2 separate regions of the Homo sapiens genome follow, and region 2 is linked to region 1. A link is a loop called in an ENCODE intact Hi-C map of the cell type or tissue named here. Cell type or tissue: B cell. All regions are shown on one strand. Links, peaks and the distances in the headings refer to the core of each region. The heading gives the core; the rest is flanking DNA. Region 1 has its middle 45 kb from the start of SEMA3D. Region 2 has its middle 100 kb from the start of SEMA3D.

What was found. Hi-C counts contacts between places; a loop is a spot of excess contacts. Peaks named below come from ENCODE experiments on the same cell type or tissue, not always from the same donor. Only the 100,000 strongest peaks of a DNase experiment are listed, where the experiment ranks them.
Region 2: a loop joins it to region 1, with 6 times the contacts of the local background. A loop is called at or near these places in 2 of 110 quality-filtered maps.

What each region holds. Positions count from the first base shown.
Region 1 is chr7:85,227,576-85,235,922 of GRCh38, reverse strand. It overlaps a transcript of SEMA3D not described here. Among named protein-coding and RNA genes, the nearest start is that of SEMA3D, 45 kb to the right of the region's middle. In B cell, for the core only: no CTCF peak of the experiment used is centred there; a DNase peak (open chromatin) is centred at 5,142; H3K4me3 peaks cover 1,576 bases; H3K27ac peaks cover 1,278 bases.
Region 2 is chr7:85,286,722-85,295,068 of GRCh38, reverse strand. No RefSeq gene overlaps it. Among named protein-coding and RNA genes, the nearest start is that of SEMA3D, 100 kb to the right of the region's middle. In B cell, for the core only: no CTCF peak of the experiment used is centred there; DNase peaks (open chromatin) are centred at 1,738, 4,588 and 5,618; H3K4me3 peaks cover 1,568 bases; H3K27ac peaks cover 5,160 bases.

The DNA.
Region 1 (8,347 bases), core at 303-8,302:
GATTGAAGAAATTAGGATGTTTCTGTAAATAAAATGCCAGCCACCTCTCCTATTCCCTTCAACTCCAACCTGCCATGCTCCTAAGACTGGCTTCACTCAGACCTGCGGTGGTATTCCCTTCCTACTTATGGAGAAAACAGATATTTGGCATGAAATTGTACCTACATAGTCACCATTTTCACCTTCTGACACACACATTATTCTAGGATAATTCCTTCACTTATGCTTAAAAATCATGACTTCTATTTCTTCTAAAATATTTTTATGAATATAAATTGCTTTATCTTTCACCCATATTATACATTTTACCATTTCAATTAGCTCCAAATCCTTAGCTGGGTTCTGTTCAGATATCAAGAATAAAGAAAAATTATTCCCTTGAACAGAGATCCTCCTTTAAACATTACCTTCCTTTTCCCTCTGAGAAATAATAATTCAGTTGATAAGACTTAGTTATATGGTGAAATCAGCAAACTAATGATCTTTTTTGTAATGTCCACTAATCAGTGTTCTAGATCTTTTTCTGAAAAATTAGATTTTTAAATTACTGATGAATAAGACAAGAGCACCCAATATTTGCCTTATAAATACCCCCGACAACATACTTGGTAAGACACTCAAATTCTGTTAGACAAGAATTGTTTTTACACATTCAGAACATACCACTATAAGAAAATTTGGAAGAGAAATAATGTGTATATAAGTATATATATGTTTTCTAATAGTAGCAGAGTTGTGATAATCCCAGACAGAAAATTTTTCTAGAAAGGGAAAATAATACCATACACCAACACTATTATTCTCTTCCTTACTATGCCCAGAGGTGCTACTGAGCAGTGCTAGGACAGTTATATATGGCTTCTCTGTCTGAAGATCTTGTTGGGGTTAATGACATACACACCTGTGTCAGCTCCAGTGCAAACTGCTCACTCCCCAAGCTGCTGAGAAATTCCTTAAGAATCAGTGTTTATCTGAAAGCCCGAGGGCCGCTAGCCAGCCCTGGTTGAGAAAGCCTGTGCTTAGACATATCTGACAGAAATCTGGGCAGCGATGCAAAGGGACTCTTCCTCCTTTTCCTTATTTTTCAGTTTGTTTTGCCAAGCTATAAATCCTAAATGGAATAATTAAAGTGAATAATACTATTTGCTTCATTATTTCTTGCAAACTGTCAAGATCATTTTAGTTCCTTTAACACACCTGTTATTTTCTTTTATCATTATTCTTTGGAAAACTAATTTTACACTGGATATCTTTTTCTCTCTATGCAAGATTGAGAGTAAAAAGTTTTCACTTTATAATCCTTTCATAAATTTTTCTGAGCTTTTATTGAGCTTTTCTGAGCTTAAAAGCTCTGTAGGTGCAGCCCTCAAGCAACTGCTAGTGGAGATGGCTCAGATGTTTGCTGGTGAGCAACTCCAGTACAGTGGTCATTTGCAATAGGACCACTGATCTCTCAATCTCTCATTTCTCTCTCAATGGCTCTGCTTCACAGCTGCCTTCAGTCTGGCCCGAGGAAAAAATATTCTAGTGGACAGTATGATAGGAAACTACTTTAGTTTCTCTCAGGAAGTTTAGTGTCTTTTATCTCTTCCAGCACTTTACTGAAGGTGCATCCAGTTCTGATCTCTTTCTCGCAGTCTTCAAGTATTGCCCAGGGACACTACAAAGATAACAGATAAAAATTAGTTATTAAGCCCTTCATCTTGGCAGGTGGCCTTTCTGGGGGTCTCAGGGAGCACACCCACTCTGCTTCCAAAACCCTGAAAAGCTTCAGTGGAAGCTGTTTTGTTTTTATGCTGGAAACAATAAAGAGAAACATTGTAGACTGCATTCCTCTTTACCACCAAAAACTTCAGTTTGTAACCTTAAAAGTCAAGAATACATTCTCTAACATTATCAAACTAAGGAAACTAAACATTGATAAAATTATATTGTCTAATATGCTTTCTTCATTCAGGTTATAGACAGTTATCCTGATAACATCATTAATGGCATTTTCCCCTGATCTAGACCCAGTTCAGGCTCTTATGTTGCTATGAGTTGCCATGTCATTTTGGTCTCTTTTAATCTGGAAGAGCTCCAAAACCTTCCTTTGTCTTTCACAACGAAAACATTTTTGAAGTTTGGCATATTGTTTTGTAGGAGAAGCTTCTATTACTGTTTTTATTCTTGCTTGTATTGGTATCTCTTATTCAACGTTAGCAATCAGATAAAACTAGTAAAACCAGACTGATCTCCACATGCAAAATGATTACAAGCACCATCTTTATTCACTTTCAACACCACTATTAATAACAACAAAGTACGGGAGGGCAGGAGTTCCACAAGGAGACTTGCTGTCCAGGTAAACATAATGTGAAGGCCAGACTAAACTGAAGTTCCAGAGTACTTATCTGTCTACTCATCTTCTGCTCTGTGCTTTCTCATGAGATTATCTAGCCTAATCACATATGTGCAGTTTCCTTGCCTTCTGGTAAGGATTTAGAAGTAAGGCAGTATTACTCTCTAATTCTATACATGGAAACTTACTCAAGGCTACTCACACATTCGAACTTGATCACTGGAAACCAGTTTCATTTGAGGGTACTAATCATCTCAAAGGCTGAGCCATTCTAGCATTTCAACAGTGTACTCTGTTTCTTAAATTGACTTTTCATTCAAGTAACATCTTTTTTTTTTTTCATTCGCGCTAGCCGTTGTTCAAAACCATTTCACCTGGCATTGAAGAGTTTTTTCTAACATCAACACATTTTTTTCAGTAATAGGAAAAATGATTTCCTCAAAATAATGTCCTCATGATGAAATCATATTTACTCCTTGGTCAGAAAATATGTTTGACACTGAGCAGAGGTCTACCGTTAAATTTAATAAGTTAAATGTAGATTTTCTTTCCCTTCTCAGGGAATGAAGAGGATTTAAAGAGGATTGTGTGATGTTGCTAGAGGGTAGGGACAAGTTTAAGGATGATTTTCTATGTCTCTCCCTCTCCATTCAGAAATAAGGACTCATAAAGGGTTAATGGCCAGGCATATAAACGCATGAAGTTGCATTAGAACCACAATTTATTTGGCACACATAGCACAGCAGATATTCCCAAGAGAGCTAGTTTACTTGCTTGTTTATTTGTTTCAATAGATTTCACTTTTTAGAAAAGTTTCACATTTATCTAGTTTGATTTTAAGGAAGTCTCTAACCTCCACCTGTACACTCTTAGCTAGTAGTTATTCCTACTATCAATATTTCAGGAGAAGCCTAAGTCTTTCAGGATCCCCTGAAAAAAATGATACGACAATAAAAGAGAAAAAGAGATTATTGCTTCTCGTTTAGGGGTGCTATTTTGTCCGCAATAAAACTTAGTTGCACAAGATTCACAAGCTAATGATGCTTGTTTCACAGTCCATGTGCAGGAGGATATTATCCCAACTTGCCCAAGCATAAATACTAAGATTTTCTTTCTACACTGCCACCACCTTTTTTACGGAAATCTTTCAATCATTTGTTAGAGGTTCTTACAAATATCCTGAATTATTAGAAAAACAGAGCAATTCAGATGAGGGTTAGCCAAGTGTTCCAGACTAAGTGATTGTTCTTCTGGATGATGTAATGGTGATTTGCAGACAACTTTCAATCCTGAGCTCACACCCCACAACAATTAGTCTTACAAAGCTAACAAGCAATGACATAATGGCACAAAAAAATATTGGCCTAGCTTCCATGTGATTCCCCAGCACTGATAGGCTGAGGGACAGTTAATTTCTGAGGCCAACTCACTCCTCCTCCCAATGCCAAATGCACTCATTTTTCGTAGCCAACACTCCTGCCTCCAGATCATATTCCTATATCTGTTTTCTGTCCCAACCCTGGTAATCATCCACTTATTTCCTAGTCCATTAAATAGAGTGGGTGAATCTTTTTCGTTTTCACTGGAATTCGACAATTTTTGCATAAACTTTATTTTCTACTTTCCTCTAACATTCTTTTTGATATACAGTGACCATATTTTTTAAGAAAAAAATGTTTTTCCTCTTTTTACTCTGCCTAAAACAGTACCACTTTTCCCTTAGCCAATGTGAATGCCTCTAACTGACTTGAAGAAAGTTTGTATGAAAAAAAAGATGGAAAAATGCAAAGAATACAATCTTAACACATGTTCTTACTGTATAAGAAACCCCAGGCCTGGCGCAGTGGCTCACGCCTATAATCCCAGCACTTTGGGAGGCTGAGGGGGGCGGATCACAAAGTCAGGAGATCGAGACCATCCTGGCTAACACAGTGAAACCCTGTCTCTACTAAAAGTACAAAAAATTAGCCGGGTGTGGTGGCAGACGCCTGTAGTCCCAGCCACTGGGGAGGCTGAGGCAGGAGAATGGCGTGAACCCGGGAGGCGGAGCTTGCAGTGAGCCGAGATCGCCCCACTACTGCACTCCAGCCTGGGTGACAGAGCGAGACTCCGTCTCAAAAAAAAAAAAAAAAAAAAAAAAAAAAAGGGAAAGATTGGTTTTACGAGAAGGGTTGGAATAATTCAATGATGATTTGGAGATTTCAACACTTGGATGCTTTCTAAAAAACATACAGCAGTTTAAAAAAATAAAGAATGGAATATCCATTTCAGGAAAATTAATGATTAATTTGTCATTGTGGATGTTGATTTGTCAATAATCATAATATATCAAGATGGATACGTACGATAAAGTAGACGCTACAGCATAGTAAAAGGGTTGGATAGAAAGGAAGAGAAAGCCAAAGATAGAATCCTGGCACTGTCTACTTTTAAGACAGAGAAAGGAAGAGACCTGAGAAGACACAAATGAAAAATAAAAACAAAAAACAGTCACACTGAGAGAACTAGAAAAGAACGTTTTAAGAAAACAACATCTACATACCAAGAAAACACATTCCTCAAAGACAAGAAAGTGTAAACTATTACAGAAACTGAGCCCCAAGTGTTCAAGAACTGGGAGTAAAGCCCACTATTAGAGGGAAGTTGGTGTTCTTGTTGAGTTTGTTGGTTTGGCAACTGAGTATGAAAGGCAAGCCAAATGGGACTATAAAATGCAATAAGCAGGTAGAAATTACTCCATTATGTTCTTCGACATGGAGAGGAAGCAGACTAGTTTAACGGTTGCATGAGGAAGTAGAAGGTTTGAGAAAGTAGACGACATTTTAATGCATGGATGAACTAAGCATACATTCAGGAAATGAGCAAACAGCCAAGTAAGAGAGGAGATCTAAAGACCATGGAAGAAGTATAGATATTAACAAATTAAAATTCAAAGTAAATGAGCAAGGAGGATTCAACACATTAATAGGAGATATACTTTTAATAAGTAAAACTGGAAAGATATCGAGGAAAAGGGAAATGAAAACACTTCATACTGGACGACTTCAAGCTCTACAATGTAGGTTATGAGATACGTTGACTGTTTTAGTGAGGGTGAGGAATAATTGTAGAATATAAAAATTATGTGAAACACTCCTGGAACTGTAAACACTGAGGATCCTTGAAGGATTGATCCCATGTATATGCACTGAATCCAAAGTGCAGCTCAAAATCAACAACACAGAAACATGCTGTAGAGATATCCCAAGTTGGATATTGGTAAAGTTGGTTAAGGTTATAGTAAGTGTTCAAGCAATGCCATTATTGAAAAGGCTGGTCATAAGCAGAGGCATGTGATTCTGGAAAGCCTCTAAAAAGCTGAGTGAAGAGTGGCTGAATGAGACACAGAGAAATGTCATGGTAGCAAAAATCTGATTCAAGAGAATGGAAGAAGTGAACAATGTGAAAAGGAGAGTATTGATTAAGATGTAGAAATATGGATATAATCAAAGCTATTTTGCTGCACATTTATCTGGAAGTAGTAAGAGATTGACAAGGCACAAAATATTCATTCTAATTGGATGTCATTAAATAAACTGCAGAAGAAAAATGTGTGAGAGTTTTACCATTCAAGAAAACTTAGTTTTATTTAAAGCAGTTAAGAAGAGTTTTTTTCTTTTATTTTGAAAAGCAGAAGTACATTGGAGCTTACTTACATTTAAAAATAGGTTCAAAAAGATGGAATGAAAAGTAAGTAGAAGGCTGGCAAAGTGGGTAGTTGAGACAGAATGAAGAATGAAGAACAGGAAAAACAGAAGCAAGGGATTAGAAATAAATTGGATCAGACATGTTAGTAGAGGGGAAAATGCAAAATATGCAAAATGTGCAAAGTTCTATTATTAGAAGGGAATTTGTATCTAATCATTTCCAGTGTTTCATTTTGAATGCTGCTAAGATAAAATGAGACTGAAATTTTATTCATTTTCTTTGGTTTTTCATCAAGGGCACTTAAAGTTACACTCATATTAAATTTAGACACTTGTTAACAAACAGTATATGTAATTTTTGGAGTTTAGCCATAATGTTTTTATAAAAAATAGTTACTAGAGCCATGACCATTTTTGTAGATAAAATCCAATGGTGTAGAAACCCTAATTTCATGAAATGCTCTTATTGAATATGTAGAATTTTTAAAATAATTTTATTGAACTAAAATATTCAGTTATTGGAGGGTATTTTTAAAAAAATAGCAATGGACCAAGACAGTTTTTTATTAATGTAATCTTTCAATTATATTTTTAAAAGCATTTGCAGTACTCTGAGCGAGATGATATCAGAATCTAAGACAAAAATTTTGTCTCATAATTTTTTGAAGTTGTTTATCTTCTGAAGGCTTACAATTACATGTAGTTTCAAGATTTCTAAAATATGGTGTCATATATTTTCTTTTTATTAAACATGCAAAGGCTCCATTTTACAACTTAGTATATCTTCTTATGGTAAATAAATACAATGAAAATAAGAAAAGCAGTTTTCAGAGACAAGGTGATAAACTGAGGTTTTATTTTACTTAGGACTGAAAGAAAAAAAATCATTGAAACAATGTCTAGAAGTTCTTTCACTTTATGGAAACTTACAGAGTATGCTGTGCTAGGTAAAGCATTTTATAAACTGGGCTACTTAATTGTCCTTTGGGATTACCAACATTGTTAAAAAACAGGCCACAAGACAGAGACATTAAACGGGTTTTATTTGTTGTTGTTTCTTTCTTATCCCAGAGCAATGAATTAAAAATGTGTTCATGATTTCTTCTCTCTATGTCTTTTTCATAATTCTCTTATGACTTTCATGAGCAATGAAATCACAAAATAGCAGTTTTAAGATGGCATAAAACAATAAGAAAAACAGATGAGATAAGATAAAGGATGAGAAAAATTATGGATTACCAACTCTTTTGTTAAAAAAAATACAGAAAATGTGTGTGATCAAGGAAGGAATACGATCAAGAGATTACACAAAGAAAGAACAGAATTTTGACTCTATGGCCTGGAGGGCAACAACATAGGTTATCTGATGAGATTTCCAGATCTGACATTGGAAGTAAATATTAGACCACTGTGTACCAGTAGATATTTGTGAAGTCTTACATATCTCTCTTCCTATCTCTGATTTGTTCTGTTTTTTAATAAACATACCATACCGCTTAGTGAATGATAAAATATTTTTTAAAAAATGAAAATGAAATTACCATTCGGAAAATTGGCATAGTGTAGAAAATATCTGAATGGTTGTGTTTCTTTCGCGATTTTTATCTGCACAGTTTGAAATTATTTAACCATGACTTTGTAGTGTGCAGAATACTTACTGGCTTTTCATGCAGATGTTTGACAAGAAAAACAAGAATAGAAAACCTCAAAATATCTGTCAGTATGACAAACACATAAAAAGTAAAAGATACACAAGTCACAGTTTTAAGAGAGATGTGTCATTTTTCATCATAAAATTTATAAAAAGTACAGTCTAACATTGTGCTTTTGGCCAATGTCATATACTTTGATAACAAATATTAGAAACTAAGATTTTCTTAGTCTCTATACCAAGTTGATCAATATAAAAATTAACAGAGGAAGCAAGAACAATTTATTATTTTCTAAATTACTTGAGTCATATAATTATTGCCAGTGTTAATCTTTGTTCCATTGTGATTCGCCATGGAAAATATGATTGACCACAAGGAGTGAGAGATTTTTATAATATTGTACGAACAATCTGGAAGAAATTGCACTATGATTAATAAGGTCCAACTTAGAAAATTTCTTCAAAATGAAATAGTACACAGAATTCTAACTTATGAAATTCATCATACATTTGTTTTCTACTAAAAGAATGTAATTTTTTCTGCAGACCTGATATTAAATATATTCATACATATATTACATATATTTTATATATTTGTCATGCATGTTTTCAAATTAGATGCCATGTATTTCAGTCTGTTTGTGCTGCTATAACAAAATACTATTAACT
Region 2 (8,347 bases), core at 131-8,130, 59 kb before region 1:
TGTGTGTGTGTGTGTGTGTATAGTTTCCTATCTAGACCGGGAGGTCATGGAGTGGAATAATTTAGTTTTGCCTAGTTTCCAGTCGCATAGCAGACATTTCTAAATGAATCCATGCATAAATTAATATACAGGTAAACCCAGAGGCAGTCTGGGTAAAAAAAAAAAATTTCTGTTATCAGTTTATGAAGAAACCAATTTTCTATCAAGAACAGTGAAATTTTAATGGGCCTCAATAGTCAGCTCTTCAAAGATGTTTGTGTCCCAATCCCTTGAACATGAGAATAGTTCTATTAAATGGCAACAGGGTGTTAAATTGTAGACGGAATTAAGGCTGTCAATCAGCTGACCTTACAATATGGAGATTATCCTGGATTATCCAGGTGGGCCAAATGTAATTACAATGAACTTTAAATGAAGAAGGGAGAAACAGAAGAGTCAGAACCAGAGAGGTGGCACTAAGACAAAGACTCAACTAGCCATTATTTGCCTTGAAGATGGAGGAAGTAGTAAGGAGCCAAGGAATTCAGGGGGCTTCTAGAAGCTGGAAAAGGCAAGAAAACACATTTTCCTCTAGAGTTCCAGAAAAGGTTACAGCTCTGCTTAGACTTTGAATTTTGTCCAGCAAGACGTATTTCAGACTCCTGACTTCCGGACTATAAAATTATACATAAATGTTGTTTTAAGCCACTAAATTTGTGGTAATTTGTTACAGCAGCAATAGAAACCTAATATATATCTTTCTGCATTTCTACGGGCTCTTCTCCATGCCTGTATTCATTCCTTCAATCTATAAATATTTATTGAGTTTCCACTCTGAAAAAGCCCCACTGGTTTCTGAGGAAACTTATACTTCTTGGCTTCCTGGCTCTAACCCTCTCAGCTTGGTAAACTTTTACTCACATTTGAGATCATTTTCAATGTGTTGAATTGTGTCTTCCCCAAAAAAACTATGTTGAAGTCCTAAATCTCAGTACCTCAGACTGTGTCCTTTCTTGGAAATACTACTGTTGTTGATGTGATTAGTTAAGATGAAGTCATACTGGACAAGGATGAGTCTTTATTCCAGTGTGACTGGTGTCCTTATAAGAAGAGAAAAGAGAGAAAGCAGCCATGTGACAATAGAAGAATGATGCATCTACAAGTCAAGGAACTCCAAGAATTGCTGGCAAACACCAGAAGCTGGAAGAGGCAAGGAAGAAGTCTTCTCTACATCTTCTCTATAGATTCCAGAGGGTTTATGGCCAAGACGACATCTTTATTTCAGACTTCTAACCTCCAGAATTGTAACACAATAAATTTATCTTTGTTAGTTACTCAGTTTGTGATTTATTACAGCACCCTCAGGGAAATGAATACAAGTCCCCATCTGCCTGAATTTCTAATTTCAGAGTGCCATTGGCTGTTCAACAAACTTGTCTTTAAAAATCTCTCATGATAACTTACGAAAATTTGTTTTAATGTGTTATTCATGTTGTTGTAGCAATTGCTACAGTTAGCACAGCACAGATTAAAACACCCAAAATTTTGAGTTTGCAGCAAGCCAAAGAATGAACACACAAACAGATGATTTCACTCATGTGTTAATGAACTGCCTATGTAAGCCTTACAGTACCATTCAAGAGGGAAACCAAGTGAAAGGACATGTCAAATACTCTGCCTTAACACACATGAGTTCTGTTCTAGTGAAAAAAAAAAAGTAAGTTATGTTTTGATGAAAAATTAGAGGCATTGATGCATTTCATCAAAATTGAAACTAACAATTGGCAGCTTAACCTCAAAATCAACTTCCTTTTTTTAATTCAAAATTTTCTCAAACTTTCATTTTGACAAAAAAATGGCTTTGTAACTACCTCTGAATATTAGTATTTAATGTAAAGTTGATTAAAAACAGCAGCAGCAATGCTATGAAGTATCTTTCAAAACCACTATATCCCCAGTATTCACTCCTTCTAACTAGCATTTATTGTATATGATTTGTTTAGCAATTAATCATTAACTGCTTTGTTAAATGTCTTGTACTCAAGTCTTGTTTTTCATTTGTGAAAAGGCATATGTCCCTGTCAAAGTTAGCAATATCATTAAGGCAGTGAGTAGTTCCTGCAATTATTGTTAATGCCACCTTAGCAACCCAAGCAATCCATAGAGTTAGTCACACATCAATGATTAAAATGCTTTGTAAATTCACCTTTCACACCGGCATTGCATTGATTTAAAAAGAATGTCTAAGTACAAAGAAAAACTACTTATTTATAAAATGATAGGACTAAATCCATTTCTGTTCCATGTTAATACATAAAATTAAAATTAGAGAAGGAATTTGCATTTCTTAATTTTATAGTTAGACTAAAATATTTTATTGGAAATATTCCTTTTAAAAACTTCTAGCTAAATACTTTTCCAAAAAAATGAAATTTTAAAGATATGTTAATGGGTTATAATAAATAAAAGTTATAGTTGCTGTAATGAAAAGGTACTATAGTAAACCAGGCTCAAAAACACAGATTAATCAAGCTCTGTTAGTGATTATTTACTCTATTGTTTTACTACCATATATGCTTGAATAGGCTACCTTATTATTTTACTACCATATATGCTTGAATATCAGTACTACATTCATACTGAGTTAACATTAATTGGATAATATAGCAATTAAATATATATAGTTATGCATATTACTAATTTTAATTTATTTTCAAATTATGTGTTTTATTTTCTCATAAGAAATTGATAATTTTCATACCATATTAGTTTGCTAGGACTGCCATAACAAAGTACCACAGATTAGATAAATTAAACCACAAGTATTTATTCTCTCACCATTCTGGAGACTAAAAGTCTAAGATAAGGTATAGGTAGAATTGGTTCCTTCTGAAGGCCACAGGAAGAATTGATTACAGGCCTCTATATTTGGTTTGGAGATGGCCATCTTCTCCCTGTGTCTTCACATGCCTTCTCTCTATACAAATCTTTGTCCAAATTTCCTCTTCTCACAAGGGCACCCATCCAGCTGAACTCAGGCAAACCCTAATGATCTCATTTTAACTTAATCACCTTTGTAAAGATCCTGTCTCCAAATTCAGTCATGTTTGGGGGAAGTTAGCACTTCAAAATGAAATTTTTAGAAGCGGGAACACAATTTACTCCATAACACACACAAAATTCACAAATCAATATTTAGGAGACTTCAAGTAGCCATAACTTCTTTGAACTTCATAAAAGCAACAATTTTTTATGCTTGGTATACAGTGGCAGTTTTATTAATTCTGAACATTTAGCTATTTTTTTTTCTGAACTACTTTGGTTGTTACAGAATAGTGAAAACTAAGAGTACCACATTTGCAAAATACAAAATAATAGTATTTAAGATGATAGGAATATTAATGAAATACACAATAAGAAGAGTTTATACAGCTTTATAATTTTCATACTACAGTTTTCATACATCTTGGTTTTTCAGACTTTGAGATGAACAAATCAAGTTAAAAAGAACCCCAAAGTCTGGTCGTAAAAGCAAAAATAAACTGTTTCATACTGTGATCCAAGAGCATGGATCCAACAGGGAGTTCCTTGATCTTCCAGAAATAACTATTAACCTTAACTTTTTAAAGCTTGGAAATCTATTAGTAAATGTGTCTGATAAAAACCAAAATATTTCTGGGAAATATCACATATTAGTTTTCAAATCTTGCATGAGTTACATTATTTGATAATAGGACATCCTTGCTTGACAGAAAATGTAATTTCTTTAAGAATGAGAAAGCAAGTAGATTTTCAGTGTCTGTAAAAACAAGAGACTAAGTAGAATTTTCCCTTTCCTTTTTTGTGGGGGAAAACCAAAAAGGAAGCTAAAATCACCCAACACAGCACATCCAAAGATGTTCTGGTTTTTTTTCTTCAAAATTCATAAGATACTAAATACACGTATTTAATATGCACATTTGTGTAAATATGTATTATTAATAAAAATGAGACAAATAAAATTTAATTATTAATCAGATAAGAAAAAGTAAACAAAAGATAGCAATGTGAGGATTGTGTTATTTTGTCATTTGAGTTGATTTCAGAAAACTTGAGATCGGGAGATGGGGGGAAGAAAGGGGAAAAGTTTATTTCTTATAAGAAATAGTCTGTATTCAAAGTTGTAAGTTTTTTTTGTCAGAAATTCACCTCATTAAACAATTCAAATTTTAATCCTTCCTATGTTCTTAATTCCTAGACTTTCCTTAAAATGTTTTTTTTTAATGGTCTGAGCAGTTAATCGAATGCTTATTTTCAGATTTTACACAATTTCATGAATGACAGTGTCCAGTAGAGCACGGCTATTTCACTATTACTTTGAATCCATACACCAAAGAAATTCCAGACATTTCATTATCTTCCACATTTTTTTGAGAGTTGAAACGTGAAAGTGAGATGGAAAGATGGACAGCTGAGGAAGAGTAACCGTAAAAGAAGAGGCAAGCTAAACACAATAAACCTAATCTTAAACACAAATGCACACAGCTGTGCAGTTTTCAGGCCCCAGAAAACCTGTCTCTGTGTAATGCAATATGAAAGAAAAACATCCTTGTTCTTGGAGGCAACTTCTCCATTTCTTGTGCTTTCTTATTTAAATAACCTTAGATCACAAGACACAGGATACACTTAAAAGTACTTCCTCCTTTTCAATGACCTTTCAGCTCTGAAAGGCCAGGTGAAAAAAGGAAAAATATCAAGATGTCTATTTCTAACTCCAACTATTACCTTTTGTGGAGAATGTCATCTTCTTTGAGAGCCTATAAAGGTGAAAAGAAATGTATGCTAAAAAGTACCAATATATATAACTGATATATTAAATATTTGCAGTTTCATGGAAGTCCTTTATCTATTTAAATAAAGTTAAAGAGTGCCTAATCCAGAAGATATTCAATGTTTATGAAACACATTAATGAGTGAATTAATTAAAATGTATTTTTTCTACCACTTGGAAAATTTTATGTCAGATGACGAATAAAGTACATGGAAAAACTGTGTATTTTCTAGGTAAATGAAGCATGAATGAACAAGATATTTAGGTTTTAAAGGTCTTTATATCAGAAATTTTAAGCTGTCATAAAACGAACTTACAGGTAGTGAATGGTCTAGACGTTCAGCCTGAAATAAGCTATTTAACTTAGTACATATCCTGCCTGCTGTTGTAAGCAAATTCCATTCATTGACCTTCTTTTCTACCACTTTTCCTATCAGAAACTGAATACCTATTTGGAAAATGAGAACACATGAACCACTGATTATGACTGAACCTGGAACTCATTCCCACCACCTCCATTTCTGAGCAACAGAACATAGAAGAGCCCCACTAAAAACCACTAATCAAGGTCCTCAAATCCTTTGCATGGGAGCTCCAGCCAGGCAAGCCTAGGAGACGTATTGAGGTGCTGGTAGCCAATGCTCAGGAAAAAGAATGACTTTTGGGTATTTGAAGAATAGAAAGCTTCAGTAGTCACATAACAGGTTGATGTGGGACACACAGATGGGGAAGAAACGGAGGTAGCTGATTCATTCTTGTATTTTAATGCCTATCTGCCCTTTATCTCATGTACCCGGGAGACAGCAGTGCTTACCAGAATGCTAATGACTCTTTTATTCCTTTTTATGAACCACAGGAATCCCCTTTCTCTATAGCTCATCACCCACGTGCAAAAAAAAAAAAAAAAAAAAAATATGTACTTCCCTGCTCTAACAAAGAATTCAAACACACTTTTGCTTACTCTCTTGCACTTTGATGTTTGAAGCAAACAAAAAAGAATTTGTTCTCTCAGAGTAAATAACAACTAAAAGTAAAGAAATAAACGTAAAACTTTGCCTGCCCTCCTGCCTTCCCAACTTTATTTTCCTGTAAGCCTTCTAGGAATAAAAGAAAATAGAAGGTTACACATTGGTGCTGTTTGTCTTGTACACAAAATGCTAAAGGACTTTCATCTGCACATATGTGGAAAACCAACTGCAGTTAACATGGACATTTCCCCCAAAGGGGCAGTAGTTAGAGATCTGGATATGAAAAGCTGAGAAAAGCTGGAGGATGGACAGTGAGGGAGAGGCTAGGGGCTGAGGATACACTTAATACAAAGACAGTGACGTGTACTTGAGGATGCTATTTCCATATTGGCTACAAAAGTACTCCTCTTCCACCAGGCTTAGAGCAAAGTAAAAAATCAAGAAGTAGGTCCGGTGACATTGATAAGAGGAGTGATAGGTAAAAGGAACTGCCCGGAAAAAGTGAGGAATCAACAGAAATAAATGTCTGCCCATCTGGAAGTAGAGTTTCAGTCCCTACTTAGCCTTTCTAAGGGCTGTTTATTACTGGATTTATGTAGCATGATAGTTCAAATAAGAATTGTTCCTAATGGATCTGTTTTTATTTTACATTGGTTATTCGTTCATAAAGAATGAGTAGGTTATTATAAAGAAATTCTGTATTTAAAATGTCTGTAAATCAGGTAAGTGAATATGCTAAAAAATACCAAGTTAAATTATTAATGCCTTATATATAGTACTGATGTAAAAACTGAGGTAAAGACTAAAAAATAGACTTTTTCAAAGAAGGGATGAGATTAGAATTCCTAATCTCTGCATTTTCAAAATATGGCTATTATATAGCCTTCTTTATTCCTAAGTTTAAAAATGAGCCTAAAATCTCTAAAAGTCATGTTCACATATAACAATAATGATACAATAAATTAAATAAACTTTTTAATATAAAAATCAGAAACTCATAAATTATGCTATTTTGTTTGGTTCCTACCAGTATTAAATACATTTTAAATTAGTTTGCAGAGTTACGGGCACGTCACTGAAAAATATGGTAATTTGTCTTTATTATGAATTATTTTACCAAGAACAGCTGATGTTTTATAGAAACTAGTTCAACATACATTTTGAGTTAAAAAAAATAACTTGATACAATTATAGAAATCATCCAGAATCAAATCACAATTACCTAAACTCCTTAACTAATTATTTTTTCTGATAATAGACTGGAAGTTTTCACTCCAATTTTCTATGAGGGCTAGGCTTTCAATTTTATTTTATAAGAAATGTACATGAATGAAAATGTCATACAGTGGCATTTGCAAAGGTACTAGAAAATATAATTTATAAGACTATTTGTTTCTCATTTAACTTATATTTCAAAAAAATTGGAATTTTTATGTATTCTACCATCACGTTTACTTGCAATTTTCCAGTAATCGTAGGAGATCCTCTTTAAAAGTCTACAAAATAATGAGGCTAAGGACACCTCTTCATTTGTATTTACAGGGAAATTAATTCTTTAGAATTTGCATTTGTCTTTTTAAATGACAGCAGATTTGTCTCAAGTGTGAAATCACAAATTTAAAAGTTAAAAGGCCTCTGGAGTGCAAGACTAGCAGTTGTCCCTTGATGAGACTACTGACAATGACAGCAGATGACAACCTTCAATACAATCATTGTCATGTGTTTGCATGTGAAATTTATGGATAGAAGTTTTAATTCTCCTCTTCTATGGTTGGTGTGGTTTGCCTTCTAGAAAAGAAGCAATTGTTATCAGTATGTAACTGAAGTCTCTAGGATATGATTACATACTTAAGACATGAAGAATTGGAAATGCTTTCAGCAGTCCCCAGGGACGAGCTTAGGGTTGTGACTGATCAACAGGGTAACTATCCTGGTTATAATCCTCACATTACATTCCAGAGGAAAGGCATCACTGCACCTCTAGTTTTCTTAGTTATATTATTTATGACAACAGTGAAGACTTATACTAGTATTAACTGGACAACTGTATACAGATGTGTCATCTAAAACGGTTAGCCCGAGGCGGTAAAAATGTGTCTCAGTCTCACCATTCATCCAGCAACAGCTGACAATTTGGCAGCAATCTGTGTTATGTTAAGATTTCCTAGTATCCCTATTTGTACTGTTGCTTGAGGAATCATATGAGAGTAAAAAACATGTTTTGCAGAATACATTATGAAAACAATCATAAGGTATACGTCTATCATTAAAAAATCTTGATGATGTTATGCATGCATATATGAGGAATAAGAAGGAACGAATCAATGTCTGGGTGACAAGTTTCATACATGGCTGAAATTTTTTTCATAAGTTTGAAATGCATGCTTTTTCGCTGTGGAAGTGGAATCACACCTTTGCCTTGCTTTGCACATTTTTAAACTACTGACACATGTTTCAGAGATGTATTGCTTACTCTTCCCTTAATAAGAAAAAAAATCCTGGTAAATAGTCTAGCGAGCATAGAGAATAAAATAACTGGAGGCCACATACAGCAATTTTTAGTTTTATAGTTTATCTTTGGATCGTTTCA